2 separate regions of the Mus musculus genome follow, and region 2 is linked to region 1. A link is a loop called in an ENCODE intact Hi-C map of the cell type or tissue named here. Cell type or tissue: left cerebral cortex. All regions are shown on one strand. Each heading gives the region's core, and the rest is flanking DNA. Links, peaks and the distances in the headings are about the cores only. Region 1 has its middle 35 kb from the start of Thbs2. Region 2 has its middle 28 kb from the start of Gm34916.

Evidence for each region. Peaks named below come from ENCODE experiments on the same cell type or tissue, not always from the same donor. Only the 100,000 strongest peaks of a DNase experiment are listed, where the experiment ranks them.
Region 2: a loop joins it to region 1, with 2.4 times the contacts of the local background. A loop is called at or near these places in 2 of 42 quality-filtered maps.

What each region holds. Positions count from the first base shown.
Region 1 is chr17:14,658,297-14,661,219 of GRCm38, forward strand. No RefSeq gene overlaps it. Among named protein-coding and RNA genes, the nearest start is that of Thbs2, 35 kb to the right of the region's middle. In left cerebral cortex, for the core only: a CTCF peak has its summit at 1,651; DNase peaks (open chromatin) are centred at 296 and 1,623; H3K27ac peaks cover 759 bases.
Region 2 is chr17:14,548,970-14,551,892 of GRCm38, forward strand. No RefSeq gene overlaps it. Among named protein-coding and RNA genes, the nearest start is that of Gm34916, 28 kb to the left of the region's middle. In left cerebral cortex, for the core only: no CTCF peak of the experiment used is centred there; a DNase peak (open chromatin) is centred at 1,620; H3K27ac peaks cover 285 bases.

The DNA.
Region 1 (2,923 bases), core at 233-2,732:
CAGAAAGGGGGATGCCACCAACTGAGCCAACTCCTTTGCTGCTAAAATAAGGAGAGAAAGTAGGTGTCACGACAGTTTGTATAACTGAATTGCATTTCAAATGTGATGTTATTCTGTCTGGATTTCATTTTCCCTGCCATCATTGAACTGGTAACCAAAAATACATTACAGGTGAATAGAGATTGGAGGAGAAGACAGGCCAGGATGGGCACATCCTCACCTCCATTCACCATCCTACTATGACCTGTAGCATCAAATGTCTTATTTGTTCTGAGGACCTAACACTTCTGCACAGGAAACTGCCTCTTAGCCTCTGATTCAGTTCCCTGTCCTGAGGTATGCACACACCTCCTCACACAGTTCTGAGAGATCATCAAGACCTGAGGCCCAGCTACAGACCCACACAAGTCTCCGTTATACCTGCACCTGCTAAGATCCTTCCACAGCCCTCTGCCTTCATCTGGTTCTCCTTGGAGCCAGCTGCTCTGAAAGCCTGGGCCTTCTCCCAGCCTAACCGTGCTGAGGTGCAGGGTCTATGTGTTCTCTTCCCTCCGCCTGCTGTCTGGCCCCTCAGGGCTCAATCTATTTCCTCTCCACACGTCACCTGCCTGGCACATGGCTTCCCAAGAGTCCACACTCTTAAGTGCTGTGCCCGTTTAACCTCATTTCTACACTTAACCTCTTCCTTTCTGGCCTGTTGGCCTTGACCTCAGTTATTGGATGTGCCTTTGGCATCCACTAGAACATCCCTCCTGAGTGCTCCAGTCAGCCTTTCTCCAGGTAGGACAGCATCTCTGTCTCCCATCAGGTTAGGGGACCTTGGTGCTTTCCATTGCTGAAAGGAGAGCTCTCTCCACCTTCCGGTTGGAGTCGACTGAGTCAACCATATCAAGGAGGAGATGCTAAGCTGGGAGATGAGATGGAAAGAGCAGATTGCAGAAGCCGTAAACAGCTAGATACCTAGTGGCCATCACAGGGCCTCCGGTTTAGCATAGTATGCATGCCATGTTTACTCAACTTTGCAAAAGCCCTTGAACATTTTATACCTTAGGAGCAGACTAATCTATACTAAATGAGACCTTCATATCTTTGATTCCAGTCCTTGCTGTAGGACATCAACCCCTCTTTCTGGAGGTCATTGTTCCCTTATAGATAATGCAGTCTCTGATAGAAACTGAAAGTTCCTTTACAAAAAAAATAAAATAAAAAAATAAAATCAGTACTTTCCCAGCATCCCAAAGCATAAATTGTTTTCTGGCTCAAAATGAGTCTTGAGGCTCTGCTGTGTCAGGAGTGTGAGGGTCCTGCTCCTTTGGATGAAAATGGTAGAAAGACAACTTGGAAACCAGAATCAGCTTGTAGCATTAAAGTTCATTTTGGCCCAGTGCACTTAGCTAAAAACCCAGGATGTAAACCTGGATCCAGGATTGAACTGTGCAGTCCACGACAGAGCATCAAGTCTGAGCTGTCTCCCAGTGCATTACAATCTGCACTGAGAGGAGAGGGTAGAGGGGCTGAGCCTCCTGTGCTACATCCAGGCCCCAGCTCCAAACTGAGATGCTGCCGAGCAACTGATGCAGGAAACGCCTCTCACATTTCTGACTCATTCTGTGGTAGCTCTGATGGGAATGAAAATATTCTAAAGAGACACGTGCGCCCCTCCCTGTGGCTGTCAGACTATTGAAATAACAGGCCCAAGAAATTACACTTTCCTCAGGAATCTCTTACTGGGAGAAGGGAAGTCTGAGAGGGCTGGAGTCAGCTACAAAGAGGGCTTTGCTCCCAGCAAAGATTTCTCACTGTTCTGACAATTTGTCAGGCTGTCTTGCAAAACACTTAGACAACAGTAACGAGCTGGACCACAAACACATGAAACTCAAGAAGAACCAAGACCAAAGTGTGGACACTTTGCCCTTTCTTAGAATTGGGAACAAAACACCCATGGAAGGAGTTAAAGAGACAAAGTTTGGAGCTGAGATGAAAGAAAGGATGGACCATCTAGAGATTGCCATATCCGGGGATCCATCCCATAATCAGCTTCCAAACACTGACACCATTGCATACACTAACAAGATTTGGCTGAAAGGACCTTGATATAGCTGTCTCTTGTGAGACTATGCCGGGGTCTAGCAAACACAGAAGTGGATGCTCACAGTCAGCTATTGGATGGATCACAGGGCCCCCAATGGAGGAGCTAGAGAAAGTACCCAAGGAGCTAAAGGGATCTGCAACCCTATAGGTGGAACAACAATATGAACTAACCAGTACCCCCCCACCCCCGGAACTCGTGTCTCTAGCTGCATGTATGTCAGAAGATGGCCTAGTCGGCCATCAGTGGAAAGAGAGGCCCATTGGTCGTGCAAACTTTATATGCCTCAGTACAGGGGAACGCCGGGGCCAAGAAGTGAGAGTGGAAGGGTGGGGGAGTGGGTGGGGGAGCGTGTGGGGGACTTTTGGGATAGCATTGGAAATGTAACTGAAATACATACCTAATTAAGAAAAAAATGAGCTGGACCACACCTTCAAGACTGTTTAGCTGTGCAGGATTCTTTCCTTTCTGTTTAAACATGGACCCTCCAAACCTTCCAGGCAGGACCTTGAACTTGTATGTTAGGTGCACATCTTCATATCAAGTAGATTCCCTTTCTCTCTGTCCCACCCTTATTTCTCTCTTCAATTGTCCTACAGGGGATGGAATCTAAGCCAGGCTTGTCTGTACCTAGATTCTGACTTCAGTCTCTTTTTGTTTGTTTACTTTGACTTTCCTAGAGGAAATATTTAAAGGTCAGGGTGGGAAGTCCAGATGATAAAGAGAGGCCTGTCCCAGGCTCCTTCCTTCAGAAAACAGCCCCCTTCCTGATCCCCAAGTAGATCTAGAAATTTACCTGCTCCCATTGGTGGCCCAGGAAGTTGCATGCACCTC
Region 2 (2,923 bases), core at 151-2,650, 110 kb before region 1:
TTAAACTGAACACGTATAATGTCACATAAGAAAATGTCATAATGAAACCCAATACTCTTCCTGCCACCACCATAAACCATCAGTTTAAAAAATAATATGTGGCTATATCACCAAACAAAAGCTTCCTTAAAAAATAAATTCAAGCCTTAGGGCATGAAGACAGCATACAAAAAGCCTTTTATCTCTGGACTGGAGTTAGCTCAGCAGTTAAGACGCAGTACGACTACAAAGGACAGGAGCTAAGTTCCCAGCACTCAGGCAGCAGCTGTAACTCCAGGTCCGGGGAATCTGGTGCCTTCAGGCCTTTTCAGGAATTTGTATTCATGTGCACATAGCCACACTTACACACACACACACACACACACACACAATTGCAAAAAAAAAAAAATCTTCTCTCTCTGTTGATATTGACCTATCCGAGAAAAGGAACCAGAGAAGAATCCCACTTAGAATAGATTCAGAAAGCCCCACCCAGGAAGAAGTCTAAACCAAGAGGTAAAAATTCTCTATAATTAAAACTTTAAACACTGATTAAAGAATGTGAAGCACACACACACACACACACACACACACACACACACACACACTGCAGAAAGCGTTCTATGTTCACTAATGGGAAGAATCAATGATACTCAAATGTCTCTGCTACTCAAAACAATTATAGATTCAGTGCTTCTTCTTCCAGTAGGATAGTCACCACAGAGCAGCACAAAGAAGCCTGTATTCATAGTCAGATGAACACACACCAGGGAAGAAAAGCCAGGACGACATAAGCAAAGCAGGGAATATCATGTCACCCGAATTCAAAGTAATCTATAGAGCTACTTGTGTTTGTGTGTTGTGTGAGTGTGTGTGTTTGTATATGTGTGTGTGTGACTATGTGTATGTTGTGTGTGTTTGTGGGTGTGTGTATGTATATAAATGTACATGTATATGAGTGTGTGTATGTATGTATGTGTGTATATATAATTATGTGTGAGTATGTATATGTATATGAGTATATTATGAGTATGTATGTGTGTGTGTTGTGAATGTGCAGGCCAGAGATCTACATCTCTATTGCTCTCCACCTTGTTCTTTGAGACAGGGTCTCTTCATTGACCTGAGTTTTATGATTTGACTAGATTAGCTAGTCAGTAAGCTATAGGGCCCCACTCATCTCTGACCCAGCCCGGTGTTGTCCCATGCAGATGTGATGTGGGCTCTGAGGAGTCAGGCTCAGGTGCCTGCGCTTGAGCAGCGTCTCACACACAGCTTTCGGTAGTTTGAGGAACCAGGATTTATAACTTTTAAAGACTTGGTAAAAACTGAAAGCAAATTCAGAAGATTCACACAAATTATATAAATTCACATTTCTATGGAGCTGTGATACATAGACTTTCTTACCAGAGTTCACTAAAGAATTTCCAGGATATATAAAAAATTCTAAAATTACAGCTGCCATTATATTTTAGGGGAAATTAATATTTTGGTAGTTTTATTTCAATATAATTCATATACCATACAAGCCAGTGGTTTTTAGTACAGTCTGTGTTATGCAACTGCAGGATAATTTTAGAACATTTTGTTCTAAAACAAACCCATACCTACGAACAGTCTGTCCATTTTGCCAGCCACATCCCTTCCACCCCATCCAACCCTTGGCAGCCACCATTTACTGGAGACTCTATGAGCTGGCAGAGTCTAGACATTTCATACTAAAGGAATCATGCAATGTGTGGTCTTCTTATCCTTTCAAAAAAATCTGTATTTGGTCTAGATAGGTATCTAACTGAATTTATGGAATATTTTTCTACATTAACTTTATTATAAACAAAACAAAACAAAACAAAACTTGGAGATAAAAAAAAAACCCACAGGCTGAAATTAACCATACCCAAAGTCTGCCCATTTTCATGAACTTCTATACAGTTAGAATAGCCCCCTTGAGGCTGTGGACCTTCACATTCAAGTTTACACGTTCACTGTCAGATATGTATATGTATATGTGTATGTGTATGTGTATGTGTATGTGTATGTATATATATTCTGTGTGTTTATATACCACGGAGCCCGAAAGACTCCACAGAAAAACAATTAGCTTTATATACTATTTTAGACCTCCTGTCCCTGACTTACATTCAGGTAATGAGGTGTCTTTCTTATCCCATATTTAGCCCTTTTATTCTCTTTCCTTCAAGTTACAGACCTTTCCACAGGCATTGCCTAAAACCAAAGGGAAGAAACACAGAACCACATACAAATTTGTTTACATATGTTACATATGTTAAATATGTTACATATGTACATTTCATATTGACTGGATTCTTTATATGAGAAAGAATGTTGACTTTTATTTCTGAGAGTCTGTAAATCTTTAAAATAGCTTTTAAGAAAAAAAAACCTTACTCCTTATGAGATTATAATATTAATATAACACTTGGCCAAAAATACGTCTGACCATAAACAAATTTCTTTGAAAAATCTAGCTGTTGAGAATAGACATACCTTGCCTAAGAGGAGAAGTAAAATTAAGGTGAAGAAACATGAGTTAACCCTCTCGATGGGTAGATGCGAAAGCAGAGGGTCATACATAAAAGACTATCAAGTCTGGACACAGGAAGGATTTTGAAAGTGACTTGTAATACTGGTGAAGTTTACACATGGAACAAAGTTAGATTTTTATGAGCCCAGTTGAACTCCTCTGGTGCCTGCCAGGCCTGAGGAAGCTCTGGGGCTGGTGCCACAGGCCTCTACCCCTTCTTCCAGCACAGTCTTCAAGGCCTCTCAGCATTTTCCTTACTGCTAAAGCAAACAGAGTGCGCTACCCTCACTTCCAAACTGGCAAGTCTATGTTCCAGCTCTCTTTGCACCAGGCCTCAGGAAGTCTAGCTACAGAGGGGTGTGGTGAGCATCCTGGCCCTCAGCAGACTGGGGATTTAAC